Linked DNA regions of Homo sapiens: region 2 is linked to region 1. A link is an interaction called in ENCODE POLR2A ChIA-PET data of the cell type or tissue named here. Cell type or tissue: OCI-LY7. All regions are shown on one strand. Links, peaks and the distances in the headings refer to the core of each region. The heading gives the core; the rest is flanking DNA.

What was found. ChIA-PET counts read pairs that join two places held together with the same protein. Peaks named below come from ENCODE experiments on the same cell type or tissue, not always from the same donor. Only the 100,000 strongest peaks of a DNase experiment are listed, where the experiment ranks them.
Region 2: POLR2A ChIA-PET joins it to region 1 with 26 read pairs; 6 of 35 experiments call an interaction of 5 or more read pairs at or near these places.

Annotation. Positions count from the first base shown.
Region 1 is chr5:68,179,990-68,197,421 of GRCh38, reverse strand. It overlaps LINC02219 (long intergenic non-protein coding RNA 2219), which reads right to left and starts at 7,546. Exons shown (of 3, transcript NR_105003.1): 1 at 7,431-7,546; 2 at 933-1,052. RefSeq lists enhancers at 3,324-3,863, 9,136-9,679, 9,680-10,223. In OCI-LY7, for the core only: no CTCF peak of the experiment used is centred there; a DNase peak (open chromatin) is centred at 8,091.
Region 2 is chr5:68,237,313-68,245,312 of GRCh38, reverse strand. The region is part of intron 2 of PIK3R1 (phosphoinositide-3-kinase regulatory subunit 1); the gene reads right to left. Among named protein-coding and RNA genes, the nearest start is that of PIK3R1, 26 kb to the right of the region's middle. In OCI-LY7, for the core only: no CTCF peak of the experiment used is centred there; a DNase peak (open chromatin) is centred at 4,952.

The sequences.
Region 1 (17,432 bases), core at 3,845-11,844:
ATCTTCAAACATTTTAGTGACTTCTCATTGCTATAGGTCAATGATTCTCACCCTTGTTTTCATGATAAAATCACCTGAAAGCTTTAAAAAAAATACTTATGCCTGGTTCTCACTTCCAGAAGTTTGGATTTGATGGTTCTGGAATGGGATCCTTTAATCAGTATTTTAAAATGCTTTGTAGGTGGTTCTGACATGTAGCCGAAGTTGAAAATAACTGCTCTAGGCATACAGGCCAGAATCCTGATCACAGGCTTACACAATCTTGCCCCCGCTTACTTCTCTTCGCTCGTCACATATCACACCCCCATCCTCTGTTCTCCAGCCATGCTGGTCTTCTTTCGGTTCCTCAAAATCACCACACTCCTTCCTGCTGCTGACTGGGCTTCTGAGCATGTTCTTTCTGTGGAGAACATCCCTGCTTCTTCCGATCTCAGCTCTGCACCACTTCCTTAGGGAAGCCTTCCTTGATCTCTCTGACTAGGTAAATTCCAGGTCCTGGGGTCATCAAACTCTGCACCTTTTCCTTGTGGCATTTGTCACAGTATAGTTTTATATTTATATGTAACTCTTTGAATAATGTTTGTCTTCCCCACTAGAGTATAAACTCCGTGAGGGCAGGGACCATGTTGCCTTTACTCTCCACTGTTATCTCTGCTCTCTATTCTACATTGGGAATGAAGGAGACTCTCTATGTGTTGAGTGATCAAGTGAGCAGTTCGTGATGGGGAGGGTAATGATTACTGAGGGTATTACCGAGGGTAGCCCAGCTGGTTGAGGAATTAAAATTCAGCACCGGCCAGGCGTGGTAGCTCATGCCTGTAATCACAGCACTTTGGGAGGCCAAGGCGGGTGTATCACCTGAGGTCAGGAGTTCGGGACCAGCCTGGTAAACATGGAGAAACCCCCCTCTCTCCTAAAAATACAAAAATTACCTGGGCATGGTGGCCTGCGCCTGTAATCCCAGCTACTCGGGAGGCTGAGGCAGGAGAATCACTTGAACCTGGCGGGGGCGGAGGCTGCAGTGAGCCGAGATCATGCCACTTTACTCCAGCCTGGGCGAAAGAGTGAAACTCGGTTAAAAAAAAAAAAAAAACAACTAATCAGCACCAAGATGTTTATTACAAAACCAATAAAAATATTAAAGGGAAACCCAAGTCTTGAGCGGAATGGACAGTACGAAACTCTAAGGGACATGTGGTTGATGGTTAGGGGAGAGGGTGGAAAAAGGCTCTGGAGAGCGGAAGATCTGGAGGGGAGGCCTCTGACCCAACTGGATCTGGTCTTCCATTTATCCCCTGTAGTATTCTACCTGAGACGCAAGGGGTATGGTCTGAAAGCAGAAAAGAACCTTTGCCCAGTATTCCCATAGGACTTGGCAGTGCAAGGCAGCACCTCTATGGGATCACTGGGCCAGGCTGTGTGTTTGTTTGGGTGACAGAGAGAGGACTCACCCAGCAAAGAAACACCTAGTTTGGTAGTTAGTCTTGGAACCACACTCCCTACTTTCAAATCAAAGTGACCTTAGGACAAGTTACTTATGTTCTCTGTGTTTCTGTTTTCAAATTCTAGCATGGGGATAATAACAGTAACTACCTCACTGCATGTCTAAAGATTATATGGATATAGTCTCTTTGGCATAGCAGTTAAAAATTTAATGAATTCTATCTAAAACAAGCACAAAGATCCTTCTTCAACCATTGTTTTTACAGTTTTATTTCTACTCTAAGAACTCTGCCATGTTTTCCACTTTTGCTTCTGTGTTGGTAGAGCTGCAGTTGGAGCCCGGGTAATTGCATGCTATTAACCTCAACAGCACACAGCCTCCACCATGCAAGCCAAACTTGCTAGCATCCATGAGTAAAAGCTACTGGTTTCTGAATAAGACCAAAGTGAAGCACATTTATGATTCCTGAATTTCATATAAATCATAATTGTGCAGATGATTTGCCTTCGAGCTGCAAACACCAAAATGTGATTGATGTCTGAGAATGTCTGTGAAGCTTTGCTGTAACTCCAAGCCCTATTAATACCTCCGATGACAAGTCTATTAATTCATGAAGTGAAGATGGAGAGCTCGCACCAGCATTCCTTCCTAGGATGGTCACAGAATCAGTAATGTTACATAGAACATCCTCCCTTTGGTTTCATGTTATGAGTGTACATTGTATTCCATACAGGGACAGGGATAAGGGATAATGGGGCAGGGATAAGGGGGGCATCCCATTTATTTGCATGCCCCAAAATGAAATGCTCTGAGCAAAGAGTAAATCCTAAGGAGAACTGGGTACACCGTACATATTTGGTAAAACAGGGTTAACCAGAAAATCATTTCTATTACAAACACACAAATTCTATGAAATTTCAATTTGACTAGTGCTCAACGGAAAAGGAGTGTGATAGTTAGCTTTATATGTTGACTTAACTGACCATGGGATGCCCAGGTATTTGGCCAAAGATTATTCTGGGTATTTCTATGAGGGTTCTTTTGGACAAGATTAACATTTGAATCAGTTGACTCAGTAAAGTAGATTGCCCTCCTTAACGTGGATGGGACTCATCCAGTCAGTTGAAGGCTGAATACAGCAAAAAGGCTGGTGCTACCATGTGTAAGAGGGAATTTCCTTCTGGCTGACTACCTAGAGTTAGAACATTAGTTTTTTCCCCCACTGCATTCAGGTTCTAACAGAAACATTGGCTCTTTCTGGGTCTTCAGCCTGCCAGCATTTAGACTAGACACACCATCAGCTCTTCTGGTTCTCAGGCTTTGGACTCAGACTGGAACTATACTATCAGGTATCCTGGATCTCCAGCTTGCTCACTGCAGCTCTTGTAATGTGCCAGCTTTCATAATCACACGAGTCAATTCCTTAAAATAACTCTCTTGCCCCCTACACTCACACCACACACCACACACACACACACACACACACACACACACATCCTATTGGTTCTGTTTCTCTGGAGAACACTGACCAATACAAGGAGCTTAGAAGGTTTTTCTGCCTTAGTAAATACAGGAGGTCAAATGTTATCGAACTTTTTTTTTTGGTAATGAAGACTCAGAGTATTTTGGAGAAATACTAAACATTGTGAACCTGAGTCATTCCCCATACAATGGTGTTAGGAAAAGAAGCGGAATTAACATGTACTGAGTGCTCACTATAAGCCAGACATTCACACAAACATCAATTCAATGAATTGACTTAAAGAAATGTTGACTGACCTAAGAAATTAGTTCCATATACTAGCTCTATTATTCACCTTTCCTAATAAATATGAAATTTTCCAAATTGAAAAAGTCTTGAATATGGTCCTGATACAAGCTAAGGAAAGAGCCTTCTTTAGTTAAGGGAAGCTTGGCAAACTTCAAAGGAGAAGGTGTGATTTCTTTTCTTTTGTTAATCAACTGGGTGATCACTTTAAAAATACTATACTTCCTGACAAAACTGCATCATTGTGATGCAAAATAGATGACTTGGCATTTTGCATTCCTGACCCCAAAGGGCTGGAACGACGTCTTACATCAAAGTATGATGGGTTGCCCCCTGGAAATACAATGGATCACTGTTGCAGGTTTAGGCAGGCTCAGGGACATCTCCATTTCCTCACAGGCTTTTTGTAAATCACAGGAAGCCTTCTAGACTCAGCACTGCCCCAGACATAGAAACTACAAGATCTTATTGCAAGGCATGAAGAAAGGGTCAGGAAGTTAGTTTTTTTGACCTATATCTGAAGAGAGCAACTTGGAGTCCCACAGCCTCCTGGTGAGATCTTTCTGGGTCTTTTCTTTATCTGCCTGATGGAATAAATAGAAAGGTCAGGGAGGAAAAGAATTCTTGCTGAGATCAACAGGTTGGCAGAAGTATCACTTCCTCACCCTCATGTATAAAAATGACCTAACGCCCACAATGTCCCTGCAATTTTTGATAAAGTCATAACCCCAAACAGTAACCGAGAAAACAATATTTTGTTATGGACAAGAAACAATGCCTGGAATTGCTTTTGATAGCAAAAACCGCAAATACTTTGCACCAACATAATACAACTAGAGACCATACCTTTATCACTTGGTTAGGTCACTTAACTTCTCTGGGCTTCAGCTATGAAACTGGGGTGGGGTGAGGAGGGCTGGGAGGTACAAGGTAAAGGGTGGGACTACAGGATTTCTGAGACTCCTTTACCTTGGGAAAAAAACCAAGGTTTTCTATTATCTATATATATAGTTGTATTATCAGCATGATAAGCCATCTAACTTATCAAAAGAAAAATTTGGCAGCCACAAAATCCCTCCTTCATGTGGATGGCAGGAGTTCATGGCTTGTCAGCCTTTGGTTCAGTTTAACAAATATTTGGCTGCATTTGCTGTAACACATACCCTGTGCTAGGTTCTGGAAGCACAAAATGAACTCAAAAACTACTGGGGTCTTTAGCTAAAGAGAATACATGCTGAGCTGTTTGCGAAGAAAAACACAAAAGCACATGTATGGCAGTTTAAAAATGTATCTGCAAGTTATTTGATACTCCTCCCATCTAGAGAGGTCCAATCTTAGTGACTCAATAGGAAACAGTTGAACCTTGTAGTGATGCTGTGTGATGTCTGAGGCTGGCTGGAAAAAGCCCTTGTCTGATTCTCTTGAGCCTTTCTGGAGAAAGTCTTCCGCCATGTAAAAAGTCTGATTACCCTGAGACAGCCATGCTGGTGTAGATACGCTTATTAGCCTCTGCCAAGCTCACTGCAGACATGTCAACTGCTGGACCTATGGCAGAGCTGGGCCTCAACTGCTGGACCTATGACAGTTGATCCTTATGTCACTGGAGCCAGAGTCAACATCTGACTGCAACTGCATGAGAGAACCCAACAGAGAGCTGCCTGGACTGAGTACTTCCTGAATTCCCAGAAAACCGTGAACAAAATGAAATGAAGGTTTTAAGCTACTGGTTTGGGGGAGTAATTTATTATGTAGTAATTGTTAACCAGTATGGTATCTTCAGTGATATTATTCTTAAGATAACTCATTCAGGCCCTGCGCGGTGACTCATGCCTGTAATACCAGCACTTTGGGAGGTCAAAGAGGGCGGATCACTTGAGGTCAGGAATTCAAGACCAGCCTGGCCGACACGGTGAAACCCCATCTCTACTAAAAATACAAAAATTAGCCAGGTGTGGTGACAGGCGTCTTGTAATCCCAGCTACTTAGGAGGCTGAGGCAGGAGAATCGCTTAAACCTGGGAGACAGAGGTTGCAGTGAGCTTAGATCACGCCACTGCACTCCAGCCTGGGCAACAGAGTGAGACCCTGTCTCAAAAAAAAAAAAAAAAAGAAAGAAAAAAAGATAAGTCATCCAGAATCAAAGTTAATACAGAAACATTTATATTTAATTATTTTCCCCAATGGTTATAGACTATGCTCAAGAAGAGAAAGATAACAATGGTGTAATTGACCTAAGAACCTCGTAAACTGGATCATGCAATGTTTTAAATGACTTTTTTTTTAAGTATAACCTTGAAAAGCAGCTTAAGTTTCTTCAAACTAGAAATATATTCATGGAACATAAGTATTCTGAAAAAACAATATTCAATTTAAGAAAAATAAAACAAAGATGACCCTTTAAATTACAGCTACAGTTGTCTTATTTCACATTATCAGTGCTTTTCAGAACAACTGAATTTTTTGTTTTTGTTTGAAAAAAAAAAGTTATCCTGAGACTTTATTTACTCTAACCACAGTGAAACACATTCTGGTCTGGTGATCAGAGGAAAAATACAGGAAGATAAGCATAGACTCCTGCCTCCCACCCCTCCAGCCAGATTGTGTGGCACATGCTCCTCCCATGTTAAATTCATAGAGATTTTCAATACTATAAGAATTCAAGTACTCTGTTCAATTAAAGGGTGGAGCATGATCCATTTCCCAAGAATAGTAGCTTCATGACTCTATGGACAGAGCGCTTGTCTAAAGATGCAGGCTCTAGTCACTGCAGAAAATGCACTCTAACAGGTGACAATTTGAGGGCCTACCTGAGAAAGCAGCTAAAATTGCCTCTTTATTTTGGTTTCTCTGTTTGCTAAGTTGTAATTACAGCCCTGACCAACCTTAAGAGTCACTGTGACCCCCTCAGGGCTGAGTTTGCACAAAGTCTCCCTCCCATAGTACAAGGGGAGCTGCTTAGGGGGCAGGAGGCAGGGAGAGGTCCATTCCCCATGGTAGGGCTTGGGGGATGTAGTTGCCCCCTCCCTCTCCCTGTCTCTTGTTGTTCAAAAAAATGATCTTAAACTACAAAAAAAAAAAAAAAAAAAAAAAAAAAAGAAAGAAGGAAAGAAAGAAAGAAAGGAAGAAAGAAAGAAAAAGAAGTCAAAGTCACTGTGTAGGTTGGGAAGGCTGCAAACTGGTTAAGAAAAATCAGTGTGGGAATTAAAAATACTAAATTAGCTTTGCAAATATGATACTTTTCAAAATTAAGTAAACCTGCTTTTTTTAAAAAAGGTTAATCTTTAACATTTGCATTCATCATGGCCACATGTGCTCGCGCTGCTGCCTGCCTTTTGCCATCTTAATTGCAATATTCACATATAAGTAGGGTAAGTGAATGTGTGTGGGTGGAGGGTTGGGGGATGGGCTCAAGCAAATAAACATAAAACTCACTCAAGGTCCTTTTGGGCTTGACATTAATGAATGGAACAAGTGGGGAGATACTATTTTCATGACTGCACTAACTACGTGTGGTATGTAAAGTCCATATGAAAAAAAGACAAATAGGCCAGGCATGATGGCTCACGCCTGTAATACCAGCAGTTTGGGAGGCTGAGGCAGGTGGATCACCTGAGGTCAGCAGTTTGAGACCAGTTTGGCCAACATGGTGCCATCTCTACTAATAATACAAAAATTAGCTGGGACTGGTGGCAGGCACCTGTAATCCCAGCTACTCGGGAGGCTGAGGCAAGAGAATCACTTGAACCCAGGAGGAGGAGGTTGCAGTGAGCCGAGCTGGTGCCATTGCACTCCAGCCTGGGCAACAAGAGCGAAATTCCGTCTCAAAAAAAAAAAAAGAAAAGAAAAAAAAAAAGTCAAATTAGGTGTTATCTAGACAACAAACAAATTCATAGTTCAGTTTCTTTACATGGTGAGTCCTTTTTTTTTTGAAATATGCTTAAAATATCAAAGTTTGCCATATACCAAACTTTTTAAGGAATATCTCTTATTACAAAAACAAGGGCAAGTTTGTATCCAATAACATTGGTTCCCAAGCCTAGGAAAAACAGACATTTTAAAATACACTTGCCTTTTTTTAAAAAAATTAATCAAACTGTTAAAATTTCTCCCATTATGACTCCTTTTCCCCTATGTTTGTAAGGTCTTATTCTTCTCTACTTCGCTCCAAGTTCCCTTCCTCTCTGAGATCTTGGGATGTTCTTGTGAATCCTGGTCTTACCTTGGCTGGGCCCTCACTCACTTCACTCACTTCTCTGCATGCAATTCCAAAGCTATGCTGAAACTACTTGCTTATATCCTGTCTTCCCCATTAGACTGTGAACTCCAAGGGACCAAGGCCTGTGACTTATTTATTCATCTCTACGTTTCCATGTCCATTGTACAGCCCTGTGTGCAACAGGTGATCAAACAATGCCGAGTGTCCTGTCATTGGACCCTTCTGCTGTCACATCGTTAGCTGTGCATTTCTAATATGCAATATGTCTCTTCGCTTTAATCCTTGTGATTTTCCACTGGATTCTTTTGAGTTTTGATTCTGAGGTTCTTTTTTTTTTTTTTTTTTTTTTTATGAGACAAAATCTCGCTCTGTCACCCAGGCTGGAGTACACTGGCTCACTGCAACCTCCGCCTCCTGGCAATTCTCATGCCTCAGCCACCTGAGTAGCTGGGATTACAGGCACGCACCATCATGCCTGGTTAATTTTTGTATTTTTAGTGGAGAGGGGGTTTGGCCATTTTGGCCAGGCTGGTCTCAAACCCCTGGCCTCAAGTGATCCCCACCCCACCCCCTCTGCACCGCCTCCGCCTCCCAAAGTGCTGAGATTATGGGCGTGAGCCATCACATCCGGCCTGATTCTGAGGTTCTTAATTAAGAAACAGAAATCACGTCAGCTGATGTGAGGCTTACGGAAATTGGTGTGTTTGTGTGTGTGTGCATGTGTGTATGTGTGTTTATGTGTGGGTGTGGGTGGGTGGGCTGAGCATTGTCTCCCTTTCTCTTGCTTTGCTCCTAACTTCCACACCCCACCCTCACACTCTATTTTCATTCCTTCTGATTTCTCTTTTTGGAGCACATCTGAAGGTGAGAAAACTTCATTGTATTACTATATTTGTACTTGCCAAATACTATGCTGAATCCAGCTGCAATTCTTAAATGATTCTGAAGAAAGTGGTATATATCTAGTGCAAAATACATTTCCTTGTAATCTCTAACTATAAGCATCCTCTTCTAGTTTCTAAGTATGGCATGGTGTAAATAAAACTGTCTGAACTTTTTCTAGCATAAAGAAACATAGCCTAGAAATATTCCAAAGTCAGTACAAATCACCCTTTTAAGAATATCTAATGGCATGGGGAATGGTTACCAGAAGGAAAAAAAAAAAAAGCATGGTATAAAGCTAAGTAGGATTGAATTCCATTTAGGTATGTTCATTTTTTTCTCTTTCTTTCTGTGTGTGCACGTGTGTATGTAAAGATTGAAAGGTAATACATAAGAATATAAGCAAGTGCTAATTGAAATCATGGGACTTATAATTACTTTCTTCATTATACTTCTTTTCTGCATCTTCTCAATTTACCAAATTATGATGTACTTTTTAAAACAGAAAAACACACACACACACAAAACCCCTGAAAAATTCAAAAATGAAATAGAGTGCGACATTTAAAAGGAAATCTGTTTTATGTATTGTAGCCTGGGAAAAAGGGAGAGCAAAGGGACTTTTTTAAGTGTAATTTTTAAAATGAAACATTGTTTTGAAATTTGCAAGAGTAGAATAGTGTATTGAGCTTCCATTGGCTTAACCAATTAACCACACTGCCATCATCGTTTCGTTTATTTCCCCCTCCCCATTTTTCCTTCCAAGCAGTTTTGGGTTTTTTTGTTTGTTTGTTTTTAAGGATGCCAGTTATGCCTTAATTCGGTCGGATATATTTTATGTAACTCGGCTTTTTTTGTTTGTTTGTTTTCTTTCAGGATACTTTAGAGAGCCTCAAAGCTAACGTGAGACAGCATCTTGGTTCTGCAAGGACGTGTCCTTCAACCCAACGCCCCCCACCCCCACCCAACCCCAAGCAAATATCCTGTTGAAGTCTCCGTGAACAAACATCTATCAACAGAAAAGCGATATGGTATTTACTCAACTTTTCTTGTGTCCCTTGGGTCGGAGAACAGACTTCAGTGTCTAGGAGAAAGCCCGGCCTCGCCGGGCCTGGGCAGCCCAAGCTGCCCCATTGTGATTCAAGATTCGGGGTGTAAACAAATGCAGTGTTTAACAATCGCCAGTTTGCTTTTAATGTTTTATAGCCATGACTGGGGCTCAGGAAGAACACAGTAGTGTCTTCTTCACTGGAGCTGAAGTCGAGGCTTTATGTCGGATTTGGGCAAGCGGCACTGGCAGCTGCAAGCCCTCAATGGGCGCTTTCTAGTCGCAGAGCGGGCCGCCGCCGCGTTGCTGGGAGCCGGGGCCGGAGCAGCTCGGGAGGGAGCGCGGCGGGGGCAGGAGGAAGCAGGGCTGCCCATCCCGGGCCAGGCCCCCATCTCCCGTCTCCGTGACAGGTGCTGCGGAACAAGGAGAAAAGGGAGCCCTCCCCGCCCGCTCCCAAGCCCGGGCTCCGTGTCTGACACTAACTGTCGTGTTTTTTATTGCCTTTTTGTTTCAGGAATACAGGGCATTGGCAGGCAGAGATGTACCCTGTGGCTTGGGCTTTCTCTGCAAGGCCAGTGGGGATGAAACCAATAACAAAGACCCTGACTTTGCTTAATGACCAAGACTCACTTAGATAACAAACCGGCGCTGCTGTTGGCAGAGAGCCTTCTAGATGCTCAGTACAGTGTGGCCTGTTAAAGTGGGAAGGAGGACTTGAAGGAAAGAGCTGTTTAAGTCATATTTTCTTACAGCCAAAGGAGATTATCTTCTCTTGGTTTGGACGGATCATTATTTGTTACTGTTTATTATTAATCGTGATTTCCTGAGAACTTTTATGTTCCGGATACCGAATCACATACTTTATATTCACTCACTACAATCCTGCAAAACTTTGTTGTTGATTTTCTTTTTTTAATAAAAGAGAAAACTCGGCCGGGCGCGGTGACTCACGCCTGTAATCCCAGCACTTTGGGAGGCTGAGGCGGGTGGATCACCAGGTCAAGAGTTCAAGACCAGCCTGGCCAAGATGCTGAAACCCCGTCTCTACTAAAAATACAAAAAAAATAGCTGGGCGTGGTGGCGGGCGCCTGTAATCCCAGCCACTCGGGAGGCTGAGGCAGAGAATTGCTTGAACCCGGGAGGCAGAGGTTGCAGTGAGCCGAGATCACGCCACTGCACTCCAGCCTGGGTGACAGAGCGAGACTCGTCTAAAAAAAATAAAATAAAGTAAAATAAAATAAAAGAGAAAACTGAGTTTCACAGAGGTTAAGTAATTTGTCCAACGTTATTACACAGCTTATAAATAGTACACCCGAAATCCAATCTTGGTATGGCTATAAAATAACTTTTACTCTTTCCATGAGGAACGTATAGCTTATGCCTTATACATTTCAAATTGAAGGTGCCAGGTGGCTGTGGCTTAGAACAGGTGAGTTGGCCATGGGAAAACAAAGTAAATTAATAATTCACATACGCTATAATATCTGCTCTGAGTTTTTTTTTTTGTTGTTTGTTTGTTTTTTTTTTTTTGAGACGGAGTCTCGCTGTGTCGCCCAGGCTGGAGTGCAGTGGGGCGATCTCGGCTCACTGCAAACTCCGCCTCCCGGTTTCACGCCGTTCTCCTGCCCTCAGCCTCCCGAGTAGGTGGGACTACAGGCGCCCGCCACCACGCTCGGCTACTTTTTTGTATTTTTAGTAGAGACGGGGTTTCACTGTGTTAGCCAGGATGGTCTCGATCCTCTGATCTCGTGATCTGCCCGCCTCGGCCTCCCAAAGTGCTGGGATTACAGGCGTGAACCACCGCGCCCGGCCAGAGCGTGGAGATTCCCCGAGGCCGGGGCTTCGCGAGGATGGGACCGGCGTCCCGGACGCGAGGGGCGGTGGGGCTGGCGGCAGGGAGCGTGGGAGGGAGGGAGGGAGCGAGCGCACGGCGGTGGGGGCGGGGCGCGGCCAACCGGACCCCACCCACACACACAGGAGCTTTTCACTGCAGATAATTTCAGGAAAAATTCAGTTAAGGTAAAATCATTAGGCAGAGTTGAAAAAGCCTCCCTTCCCAACATGTAAAGAATAAGAAAAAACACTATAGCCTGGGCTTCGTGAGCCTATGCAAAAATGTGTAATGCCATCAGGCCATTGTCATTCTTATTTTAAATAACTACTTATTCATTAAAAAAATTGTTTTAGGCCAGGCACGGTGGCTCACGCCTGTAATCCCAGCACTTTACGAGGCCAAGGCGGGTGGATCACCCGAGATCAGAGTTCAAAAGTAGACTGGCCAACATGGCGAAAACCCATCTCTATTAAACATACAGAAATTAGCCAGGCGTGGTGGCGGGTGCCTGTAATTGCAGCTACTTGGGAGGCTGAGGCAGGAGAATCGCTTGAACCCTGGTGGGATGGAGTGGCGCGGCGGAGGTTGCGGTGAGCCGAGATCACTGCCACTTCACTCCAGCCTGGGCAAAAAAGTGAAACAGAACAGTTTGAGATCTAAAGAACAATTGAGGATACTATAGGGTTCCCATCAACCCTCCAGCCAGTTTCGCGTATTATTGACATCTTACGTTTATAATGAAATTTTTTATAATTATTGAAGCAATATTGACATGCTATTATTACCTAAAGATCATGATTATTCAGATTTTCTTAGTTCTTACCTAATTCCTTTTTCCACTCCAGGATCCCATCCAGGGTACCACATTATATTTAGTTGTCCTGTCACCCTAGGCTCCACTTGGCTGTGAGAGTTTTTCAGACTTTTGTTAGTCTTGATTATTTGATAGTTTTGAGGACTACTGATTATTAATTTTGAAAGAGGTAAGAGGGTACCCCCCCTGTATTGAGATTCGTCTGTTGTTTTTCTTATGATTAGACTAGGGGTAATGGATTCTAGAAGACCACAGAGGTAAGATACCACTTTGTCACATCAAATCAAGGGTTTATACTATCTACATGATTTATGACTGTTGCTGTTGACCTTGATCACCTGACCGAGTAGCGTTTGTCAGGTTTCTCCACTGTAAAGTTACTTTTTTTTTTTTTGCCCCTTTACATATTGTATTCTTTGGAATTCACTATGAAGTAGGGCTCTCATTAGCAAGAGTCTTGTTCATTTCTCCCAATCTCTCAAAATGATCTATTCTTATTTAGCTTTATTTGATATTATTTATGTTTTTCAATCTCATCACCTCTACTTCTATTCTCCAAATTATAACTGACAAATTATAGACTTTCAGAGCTCAGAGACAATGTATTGCTCCTTGTTCTTTTGGGGCTTGATTGCCAAAGCCAGAAGAAACAGAAATACATGTATTGGAAGAATTTTCTATATTTCCCCAAAGCAAGGAAACAGTCATCATGGGGCGAATCAAATTGTTGGGTATCCTGACATTTATTTTAGGACCCAGTTTTGTTTTTATTTTGAATTATATAAAAGGTGGGCGGCCAGACACGGTGGCTCACACCTGTAATCCCAACACTTTGGGAGGCTGAGGTGGGTGGATCACGAGGTCAGGAGTTCGAGAACATCCTGGCCAACATGGTGAAACCCCGTTTCTACTAAAAATACAAAAAATTAGCCAGTTGTGGTGGCACGCAGCTGTAATCCCAGCTACTCAGGAGGCTGAGGCAGGAGAATTGCTTGAACCCGGGAGGCAGAGCTTGCAGTGAGCCGAGATTGCGCCACTGCACTCCAGCCTGGGGGACAGAGCGAGACTCCATCTCAAAACAAAAACAAAAAGATGGGCATAGTTGTTTTAGTATCAAAGTCCTAAGGACCCCTCATATTTTGCAAAGAAATTGGAGAGGGAAAGTGAGTTGTCCCAAGCCACAGAGTTTTATTCCAAGGAAACAAAGTCCACTTGCTTCGAAGAGGAACAGGCACAGATTTCCCTACAAAACACAGAAGGTAGCTGATTCTTTGGTGATGATGAGGCGGAAGACAAAAATGATGAGTAGGGGTAGAAGTTTGAGAAGGAGGTAGTACCATTTCTTCAGTGTTTTATACAAACGCATTTGTTTGGATTTCTACGGTATTTATAGGAGAAAAGAAAAAATAAACATAAAATAACCTCTTAGATGTAAGTACAACTGTTATCTTCCTAAACATTTCAAATTATAATCACTTCTGCCTATGGGCTAATGAGGGCATTTTTCTTTGTACACTTCTATTTTGCTTAAATGTTTTAAAGTATATTTTTGTAAATTTAAACATTTTGTCACTTAATTAAAAACTATGTTAGAAATATAACCAAAAATTGTCTGATGGTCAATTTATTTTAGTGGAAAGAAAACTGAACAAAGTTAGCAGTGTGCCTTTGACCTTGAATTGATACTTAACTAACAATCTGAGTGCCAGTCCCAGACAACTTAGGTATATCTTGCCTGTAGATCATATCTAGCTAAATTTTTTTGTGAGTGGGAAAATTCAGAAAGCGGAGTTCAGTTTTTTTTTTTTTTTTTTTTTTTTTTCAAAAGAATCTGCCCCCAAATCAACATATTGTAAAGGAGCTGGTAGGCAGGATGGATTAGGCTAAATTCCCCCCAGGGAAGAACATAAAAGATATTCCTCAATGGAAAATACACTGAGGCATTTTTAAAGGAAGTTTTAAACAGATATATTTATTTGATTAGTTTTATCCAGTGTGCAGCAGAGGACAACAAATAGCTGTTTTCTGCTGGTGAAGGGGATGGGCAAAGGACTCACATTCATAAAGCTATAATTGGCACACGTGGCAGTGGTAAGGAGAGGAAAGGAAAAGGCAATGATGTAGCCTAATGTGTCTAATCTTTTCAAGAGTGAGAATCCCCTTTGAAAGCCAAAATTGGGCCAGGCATGGTGGCTCATGCCTGTAATTCCAGCACTTCGGGAGGCCAAGGTGGGTGGATCACCTGAGGTCAGCAGTTCCAGCCTGGCCAACATGGTGAAACTCCATCTCTACTAAAAATACAAGAGCAGTTGTCTTATACTGTCCAGTTATTGACTAAATAAGAATTATAAATTATAAATTAGGGATGATATTATCACATTATCACACTATAGCCTTCTGTATACATTTGAAAAGCCAGTGGCATATATGTGTGAAGACATGCATCTGGTAAGTCTGTATAGAGTGTTTGCTGCATAGATCCTTGCAGAAAGCCCTGGGACCACAGGGGCCCCTCACCAGGAAGGCATATGCTGCTACTTCTGTCTCTCCTGCTCCCATGCCCAGCCCTGTGTTCCTGACCTAGGTCTTCTCTTCTAGTAGGGGAGCTGTTCTACCTGGACTCCCACTTCCTCCTTGTGTCTTCAGAGAATGTGAGAAGGAAGTGCTGATAGAGCACCACGTGGGCTGATGGTTTTGACCTGGCTGGAGCTCTGGTGCCCTTCCAAAGTCCAAGAGACTCTTGGTAACATTGGTTATTGCCTCCTCTGCCCCGCCACCCCGCCCCCTCAACTCTTTGGAAAGTGTGACAACCCTGAGAGTAGAGGGTGGCAAGAGGGGCAGCAACAGTAGGGAGTGTCATCCATCTCAGAGCCTTGAATCTGTCCCACCCCACAGCACAGAGCCTGCTCAAGGGAAAGAAGGGTGTGAGCTCTGGGTTCAGACTTACTCCAGAGGTTGTTCACGGGTTACATTGTCCCCTTCTGGTTCCTTGGATATGACGCATGGCTTTTTGGTCCTCAGTAAAGGCCTTGGTTCTTGGTGGATCTGTCCTCCACTCCCACCCCTAGGTTCCCTCAAAGGCAATTCTGATTGTCTACCAGGAAGTCCTGGGGAATATTCAACACTTCCCCCTTCCCACTTGCCCACATGGTTAGCTCACTCTCAGCCTGGAGGGTGGAACCTGGATTTATAAAAAATCTTCTGGGTTTCCTTCCTTTCATTCTCCCTGATCCAACACCAGCAAAAACAAACCAAAATGCAAACCTGTCCCACTCTTGATTGATACTAAAACTCTAACATTGGAGATCCTTGGTTTAGGCTTTGACCTTTGATGAAGCTTGCAAATACCCTTAAAAACAAAAGTCACTAGTTAAGCCTTATCAGTAAGTTACCACAGAATGAATTTATCAGATCCTTTCCTGGTGGCAGATTTCAATAATGAAAGGATGGAAAGAGAAACAGGAAAACCTTCCTCTTCCTACTTCCATCAACAGTCAGAAAAAGGAAAAAGGGAAAACTAAAGGTTAGACAAATTAAGATTAAAATTAGGGCTCTTGCCCTATTGCCTCCCTGATTTCATGGTATAGTCATTGTAAGTTCTTTTCTAGAGCAGATACACGCAGATTCGTGACAGACTGTAATTTAGATCACACTGGAGGTAACCAGAGTGTAAAAAGACACCTGAGAGATGCTGAAGTTGGGGTTGGATGGGAAGAGAATCAGTGCCATTGAGACAGTGAGCTGTGAGCCCATCAGTGGAAGTTAACACTTAGCACTCACTAGGTTCCCTGATGGTGTTTTATGTAATTTATATCCAAGAGATAAGTGCTGCTAAAATTCCACACTTTACGGGTGAGCAAATCAAGGCCCAGAATGATTAGATAACTTGCCCAAACCATTCAGTAAGTGGCAAGGCCAAGCAATGAAACCAGGTCTATACTATGAACCAGAGGTGGAGCCAAAGCACAGCCTGGTTTTAGTTCAGCCTTTAGCTGTGTGGCTTTAGGGCAGGTCAGTTGACCTCTCTGGCCTCACTCAGTTCTTCAACTATAAAAGGAGAAAGTCAGAGTAGATGACTCTGCTCTGACATTTGAAGAATCTATATGGAACACATCTGGCTATGAGACTTGACAGCCTGTGCAACTATTACAGTTAGGCTGAGGGTAGAGCTCGTTCCTCCCCACACCCACACCTCCGCCTCCAAGGTTTTATGCCTTCCTTTCCTTATCCTCACTGTTAGTTACTGTGGATGTGATCATAACAGAACTGATAGGAGAGGGTGTTTCTGGTAGGAGTCTAAAGACTCCTAGGGGGAGGGAAGGAGCACTGGAGTCAGAAAGAACTCTTCAAACAAGAGTTTGAAACTTGCCTGAAACTAAATAGCAGCATGACCTTGGCCAAGTTAATTATCTTCTCCTAGCTTCAGCTTTCACATCTGCAGGAATTAGAATAACCACTCAAAGGGATTTTGTAGATATTTGGTAAGATAATGTATGTGAAGGATCCAGGCCAGTGCCTGGCACACAGTAGGTGCTCAGTAAGTTTTAGTTCCAGTTTCATCATTCATCATTCTCCCTTCCTAACAGGTGACAAGCAGAGTCCAGAGTCCTTGTGTCAGTAGGGATGTCATGGGATCTCTTTCCATGTCCCTGCTTTCAAGACATCTCTTGATGTAGGTGAAAAGGAGTTACAGCCTTTTTGTAGACCCCTCTTGAGGTATTTGCAGAACTCATAACAATTCTCTCTTCTTTAAGAATGGCCCTGATACATACAGGCTTTCAGATGCAAATTACAAAACATACACCTTAAGTAAGATTAAGTAATAGAGGAAATTTGCTGAAAAGCCAGCAGAAAATAAGCTTCAGGTGAGGCTTACTCCAGCAGCTAAGTGGAAGGACTAAAGATGTGGCTTATCTTTCTCTCTCTCTGTTCTTCCTTCCAGGCTGCTGGATTAATACTTAACTCCCCTCAAGGTCACCAGCTGGCTACCAGCATTTCCTGGAAGGAACTGTGTGCTTTAAAACTGACATCCAGCAAGGCAGAAAGAGTATCATTGCCACTGTTTTCAGCAAAAGCTCAGAAAGTCACTCTGATTGAACAGGTTTAGGTCATAGGTCCTTCTTTGAATCAATCACTACATCCAAGGAGATGCTAATTGGCTTAGCCAAGGTCATATGCTTCATCTTTGAGGGGAAAGAGACAGTATATTTCTTGGATTCCCAAACAGAAACCAGGTGTTCTTGAGAAAGGGGAAGGTAATAAAACACATGTCTGATGGATACCTGAAGAACTTTGAACATGGTTCTGAGCTCACTGGAGCACAGTCACATTAATGGTCTTGCTCCAAAGACTGGGACTGAAAATCTTGCTTCTGTTCCCAGAGCTGTTCCACCTTTTATCTGTACCCAAGGATGTGTGGTTCAAGGC
Region 2 (8,000 bases), core at 1-8,000, 52 kb before region 1:
AGCATATTTGTCTAAATTCTTAAACTTTCCAAGACGTACTACCACTGCTAAATATATTCACGTATAATGCAATAAAGAATTATAAAATATAATGAAAATTTGCTGATATACTTATGTAGTTCAAGTTTTTCCTCCAACTAGGAGGCTCTTTGGATTAGAAAATAAGAGATAGCTAACAAGACCCATCATATATTCTATACTGTATTCTTTTCCAATGTTGAAATCTATTTCGTCCTTTTGAAGTCAGCCAGCTGAGTCTCAGAGAATCAACCCAAAGCAGAGTGACTTGGATGCCTGACTTAATCTGGCATTTAACTGTATGAGTGCCTTTACCCCTCTGTTTTGCCCCTCAATAACAGAAAAATTATTCCTTGTGCCAAGGGGATGCAGAGAGGTTGATAAAACTGCATGCTACTTTGGATTTCTTAGAAATTGTCCATAAAACTCATGGAACATGTTATGAGATGGAATATCATAGATGATGTTCAGTTAAAGATATGGTTTCTTAACATCTAGTCCCACAGAGTCACATTAGATCTGAGAAGTTCAAACAAGTGCATTTTTCTAAAATGCATGTTGCCTTATAACTATCATTCCAAAACGAAGGAAGAAAACTTCAAATTAACAAGGGATATAACCAGTTAACTATTCAGTGAACAGCAGCATTCATATATTCAGCACGAATTACAATGTGGTTACAGCTAAAACTCTTTTTTTTTTTTTGAGGTCCAGAGCAGAAGTTTAATAGGTGAAAGAAAGAGAAAAGCTCTCTGAAGCGGCGGCGGGGGGCGGGGGGGCGGTCCTAGAGAAATAGGCGGCCCTAAAACTCATCTTCATACCCACAGAAATTTTATTTATTACTTGATATAAAATAAGCAGTTAGAAAAAAGTTTTCACAAGGACCACTGAGTGAACTTAATGTTTCTAATTAAAATACCCATAAATAAATCCCAAAGTCTTTAATTATGATCCATTTAGTCAAGAGACTTTCAACACATGCTTTTTGCTAAATCCCACTGGGGAAAAAAATAAAAGGAATTTTCTGTCACTCAAGTCCTGTACCTATGCAAATACGCTCCATACAACTGTTTTCTGCATCCAATTATTTTTTCTTCTACCTAACTGGGGGGAAAAATCAAGTTACATTATTTCAGTTTAAAAAGGTTTTTATATATAAATAAAAAGTCACCAAGGATGGCTGGTTAACAGAATTCTGGTTTGCCCTGGATAAACATATATTGCTGCTTATATCCATCTGCAATTTAATCTTAGTAGAAAATATAATTAATGTAGCCACAGAACACTCCAAATTAATGCTTTAATTTAAACTACAGCTGTTTAATCTTCTCATTGTAAGAGAACAGAATACCTAACACTTGATGCTAGAAGAGCAGGAAGTAAACAAGAGTGAAGAGAGGAAACTGAAATTACTCAATTGTCCACGAAGCTTAAGGAGCCATTTTACATAGTCCAATTAAGTAGCCCCTCATCACTCTCATTCATTTAATCATTTCATGGCAGACTATTCAGAATCTGCATCCCAAAGGTAACTTGTTTCTGCCCGTGATCCACCAAAATTAACTGAGCAGCTGCTTTATGCTGAAGCCCTGGGCTGGGAGCTAGTCTTGATGGTACAGTAGCTCCTTCAGGTTAACGAATTGAACTGTCACTAAAGGAAAAGAAAGGTGGCAACGGATAAACTTGTTTGCAGTTGGTTTACACATTTTCTCCAGTGACCATTCTGGGAAAGAAAGAAAGGTGCAACTATTAGCACAAATTTGGTAGAACAGGACTTTCTAACTCCGCCCTCTTTTAATTCACTGCAACTTCCCTTGAAGAATTTTCTAGGTTATGACCTCCATAGATGGTTCTTCCCAGGGCTGAATTTTCTCTGAGGAAAATCCTCTCATCTAGTTAGAGTTCATAGGAGAGGACATATTTTTTTAAAACAGGAAACAGAACATCAAAACTTTTCAAAGTTTTATGTGTCTAATCAAAGCAGTGGAACAAATCTTTTCTTAATCAAAATTATACTTTAACAGTCAGAGACCCTAGTAGATTTTACATGTTCAAAAACTAACAATTCTTCTGATACCAAGAACATATGTGAAACATACAAGTTATGTTTCACATAATACAGAAGCAAAGGGCTCAAAATGGGCCTTACTCTTTCATCGTGGCCTTTTGTAAAAATTGCGACAGTGGACCAGTGGGATTTCTGGCAGGAAAGAAGTCCCATCAGAGGCTGGCTTTTTTTTTTTTAAGGCCTTGCTTATGCAGAAAATTCTTGCTTTTTCCATTATGTGGTGTCTGGGGACGGTGGGAAGAGGAAGGCTTCTTTCTATACTTGTAGAGCACTGTAATTTAAAATGAGTCATGCAAAACACAAATGAAAATGTTAACCTCTGAGATGGGGGTCAGCAAATTTTATTCCCGCTTAGATCCAGTCTTCTCTGGCCAACTTGACTAAATACAAACCAGGGGCTTTCCCTGGATAGTCACGCTCCAACTTACCCAGACACTGAGGGCCAAGTTCAAAAGAAGGCAAGCTCAAGAAGGAGGCCTCTAGAATTAAGAAATCCTTGGCCATGGCTCAGTTCATGGACAGGCCTTGGGCTATCCCGTTCAACTCAGCATACCTCCCATTTCACAGGTGTGAATTTCCACCTCCCATCACAGCTCTTGGGGATACCCTAACTCCTTAGACGGGTAGAATGATCTGTCCTGGTGGCAAGCCATATCACAGTAGCTGACACAGTCTCCTGGGTCCAGCCTGGGAAAGCATTTGAGTTCCTATCTACCCATGGAAGGCCTCTCTTCTGGGGCTTACTGCCTTGCCTCACTGGAAGTCGTGCTTCCAATAAAATCATTAAACCCAGGTTGATGATATAATGGAAGCACCCAGCAACTAGGACTTTTCTTTTGGCTTCATACATTATGACTATGGTGTGAAGTTTGACCACCGTGTATTCTCTGACCAAGATTCAACTTGAGGCCACATGAAAAACTTCAGACACTTGATCCATGTTCTAGCCCCAAAACCTCTAAGTCAGAGCTGTTTCTTTCCTCTATGCAAAGATTAACTTTTTGCCTAACCCATCAATTAAAACACAAACATTTTTCTAGGTTGGAATTGCTATAAGGAGTACAACTCCATATTCTCAAACTAACACTATTCAAATAGCACAACACTTTTGCCTAAATGGAATGAGGGCATTGCTTTAACCTGTGATACTTCGTATTCTTCCCTTTTTATTTCAAGTAAACTTTGAAAGAAGTTGATGCATTTTATCCAAATGTGTGTGCAAATTGTCATAAATAAGTCTCTGATTTGATACATGCTTCTAGTACATGATTTTGACAGAAATGAGATATTGGCCAATCAAGCATTTTTAATATCTATAAGATTCTTAAATTAGTTTGAAGGTAACTGGTGTATGGGTAAAGATCACAGAAATGTGAGATTGTATTTAAAAGTCTACAATTTACAGGCAACTACTTGCTAAGATTTAGTTAATACCACTAGAGGTTCCTTTCCTCCTGCAACTCGTCTTGAGGGTGGTACAGTGTGGTGCTGGGAAGCACCCATCCTGAAGTGAGAGAGGCTGCATGCAAAGACCAGCTCTTTACCAGCTACTAGTGTTGGACTCTGGGCAAGTTTCTTTTTCTTTCTAAGCCTCAACCTGCAAATAGCACTAAGTGGACTAAGTGAGATTAGGTAGGTAGAGCACACAGCACATGGTGCCTGGAACAAAGCAAATGTTCAATGCTTGCCTGCAATTGTGTTAGTAAGGAGTCACATTAAAGAAATTTCAAATTTTTCATCTCAGAGGTAAAACATTTCATCTTGCATGTATTTAAGAAAAGGAAAATGTAGCATCTCAATGTAATGAACTAAAAACAGTACTGTAAAAAAAAAAAAAACAAAAAAAATTGTAACCACCACCTTTTCAGCAAATCAAAAATGCAGGTAATTATTCAACTACATGCCCAGAATAAAGTAACAAAATTAATCGAACATGCACTGGGGTTTTACTAAAACTATTAAGTATCAACTCTTCTTTTTAAACCTTATAAACAAAAGATTTTTTTTCCTCTCATTTTAGGAGGCCTTAATTACTATTAACTAGTAGTCATCAGTATTATTAATAGTTACTATAACTATTGACCCCCACCAGGACCATTTCCTTCTCTTAGGAAATTATACATTAAATGTGAGACAATATAATGTGAAGATTACTAACTACAATTGCTAAGTTATAATTTAAAACATTTCAATATGTGAACTAAACAGCATTTGGTGCTGGTGAAAGATGGTCCCTTAGGAGTCCACTGAATCAAGAGACTCGTCATCATCTAAGCAAAACCCTCACTAGAAAATAGAATGAGTGGGGTTGCCTGGGAAGTGGAGAGTGACAGTGGTTTTGTATTTTGGAAAAAGATCACTGTGAAACTCACCTCATCCTTCTCTTCTAGAATATATGAAAGGCAACTGGTCTCACAGCTAGACTATAACAAAACCAGGAAGGAAAGAAGAAAGGAAGGAAGGAAAAAATATTTTCATTCTTAAAGAACATAATTACCCAAAATATTAAAGGCATGTAACAACTAGATTGGCATTCACCGAAAGCAGTTATGGGGATAAAAAACAGTTACAGTGACAATTCACTTATTTGGGGTAGGCAAAGAGGTCTCAGAGTCTGCTGCAGACTCAGGTTCCTGGCAAAGAAAACAAGAGTAAACATTTTTTGCATCTTGTCAAAGTTTTCCTTATTGAGGGCCAAAGTTAGATGATTCCAATCACAGAAGGGCTGGAGAGATGTGGTCTGACAAGAACTGGAGTTTCAGTTAAACAACTGTGAATTTTATGCTCCAATATGTTTAAACTTCCTCTAAATGTTAAAGCTGACCAGGTTTCTCAAGTTTCCCCTAAGGGGAAGATTAGACCACAAGTGACAGTTACAATATAACTGTACACATAATGCCAATCCAAACAATGAAGGCTAGTGAAGTAGAAAGAGCTGGCTTTCAATCCTTTCTCTAAAGCTGCTTTTAGTAGAACAGTACACTCAATTATAAAGGCAGATTTGTACAGTGTACCCAATAATGGCTTTTCTATATGATGGTTTAAATATAACATTTACTACATATCATATACGAATACATATTATATACAAATATATATTTATACATAAACATTTATATATAAGTAATATATATATAAAAGTTGAATATTATATAAATCTATAATGTTATCTACAACATTAAGAAGCACAAGCCAAGTGAGGGCTACACTGAAAGTTAAAATTTTAGCCAGTTAAGAGCCACAGTTTCCAACATGCAGGAGGAATGAACTGCCCTTTAAAAGTAATCACCTCTTTCCAGCCTGCGGTTCTGATGAGGTTCTTTTGCTGTAAGGAATAGTAACTCACACATCTGCTTTATTCTTTTCAGTTGTTCTTGTGTCTGTTTCCTGAGAGGAAAAATCTGCTTGTTTAACTCACTTTGTCATATCAGACCGCATCACACGTCACTGGCAAGCCAGGGAGTCATCTGCCTTTGGCTCCGGGGTGCCTTGTGGCTGGTCGGAAGTCAGCAGCATCAAGCAGTGTGAACATTAACCCCCGGCGCCCCTTTCGCTGTATTGCACAGTTGCTTAAGAGCATTGGGTCAACAGTCAGACTGTTTGGGGTCAAATCCCAGCTCCTCCACTAGCTGTGTGACCTTGGGCCATCTCTAACTAAACTTGTTTATCTTTAAAACAGGTATAATAAGGCCAGTGTCACAGAGTTCTTAGGAAAAGTAACAAGTCAATGGAATAAAAGGTTAGTGCAGTACCTGAAAAATAATGCGTGTGTTGAACACACAAATATATGTATATGGTCAATTTTATATGTATATATGTATGTGTATATACGTACATACATATGTTAATGTCTGTATTTCTTTAAAGTAGTCATATATAGTAAACATTTTCCCTGTATTATTTTTATTCTTTCTTTGTTGCCTATCTTTTGGAATATATATTTCTAGGTGTTTAGAAGATACATACTTTATAGTTTTATTATTTTGATAATTACTGAAGTTAACCAAAATGAATTAAGTTTAAATTTACACCTTTTTAAATTATAAAGCTTAACAATAAAAAGGCAACCTTTAGGTACTCCCACGTGAACAAGAGGTTTAGTGTATCTTTCCTGAGCTCCTGCTTATCAACGAATGCCTCTCAATTGCCTTTCCACATAACATATAAGGAGGAAGCTCAGTAAGTTCTTAAGTCACCATCTTTTCTCCTCAAAACTCTACTAAAATCAATGCACTATTTTTTTTTTTTTTTGGCATTTATTGCTAGAAAGGAGAAGAAAAACAACTTTGTTCCCTGGTAGCTAATATCTTGCCAGATATTTTGGCAAGGTACTTTAACATTATTCTTAAATAGAAATGCCCAAACATATTTTTCATTGATTTCACATGAAAAATACGGCAACACTTTCAAATCTGCACACGTGCATGAAAACTTCTTATAATGATGTTGTTCTATTTCACTTGGTTCCCTGTTTATCAACACTTGTAATTCTCCTGTTAGATATTCTCTCTATATATCTTCTCCCTCATTTTATGTTTTTATCCTTTGGATTCCAAAGAGCTTTATCTTGTTTCTCCTTCAAAACACAGACTTTATTTTCAGCTCATTACCCCCTTACACATGAATTTTAATATGCTATTACATTTTTAACTTAGTCTTTTTTTTATTGTTTCACTCCGATTTCATCCCATCTTACTGTCTTTTCATCTCATAACCGCCTGACTACTTTCTGTCCCTTTCATGAGGGACAGAAATAAATCATAATACTAAGTGGAAATACTATAACAGAAATAAATTATAATCAATCAGTTCTGGAGGTCTACTCTTCTTTCAAATCTCCAGTATGATCTCCCTTTTTCTTTTATAGATGGACATGGTTCAGTAGGCTCGGTTAGGTTTTTCCTGTTTATCACTAAACAAGGAAAGACCTACCCATGCCTGGTGACTGCTCTGAGCTAAGGGATCCACTTGGGTGCTAGTTATTTGGCAGTCTGAGATGAAAAGGCCAGTTCCAAGGTGGTTTTCATTTCAACATGGTTTTGGTTAGCCTGAGAGAAAAATCTCCTGCGTTCACCGCCTGACTTTCTGATGCTCTGAGTGATGGAGAGCCTGTAATACTCAAAACCCTCAGTGAACACAGGTCTTTCTAACTCTACCCCACCTTCAGCACTTTATTTTCATGGATCAGGATTCTCAGAATATAACAGTAATAGCCCCTAACTTACCATTCCAGCTCTCTCTGGTTATTTTCTAAGTTGTGACCTCCTACTGATTAGAAAGGCTCTGTCGGAGAGGACAAGGAAGAGGGGGGAAGAGCATTCCTGAGGACAGTTCCCTGGGCCCTTTCTGAATTATGGACAGAGTTAGGGAAGAGATGGGTCTGCCCTGCTACTTTTAGGTAGTCAAAACTTATCCTATATTTTTTAACCCCGGTTCTGTTGAGTTTACAGTAGGCATTTCTTCCCACTAATTCTAGTTTTATGTGTTAAGAATATTTTTTTTTTTCTTCCTATCTTCTTAGGAATTGTACTGAGAAGAGGCTCTCTCGGAGACTCTCAAGAAGCTGTGTCAGGACTACCAGTCAGAGGCCTTTTTAACTCAGAAAACATTTAAAGTTTTTTTTTTTTTTTTCAATGGGAAAATAAGTAAATAAGTAAAATTTCTCAACTTCGCATTCGAGAAGTTCTGCTGGCACTCACTACCTTTGAGAGACTATCTCTGGGCAATGTCACACTGTCCTATTAGACATCTGAAAATAAAATTCACCTGTGCCTTTCCCTTACCCCCTCAATCACCCCTCTGCCCTTGGAATTCAGGTAACAGAAACACAAATGTTATAAATTTGGCAGTGGCCAACTTTCCTGAGAAATATGGTTTGGCATTCAAAGGAATTTGGCAATTTGTACTCAGTCTT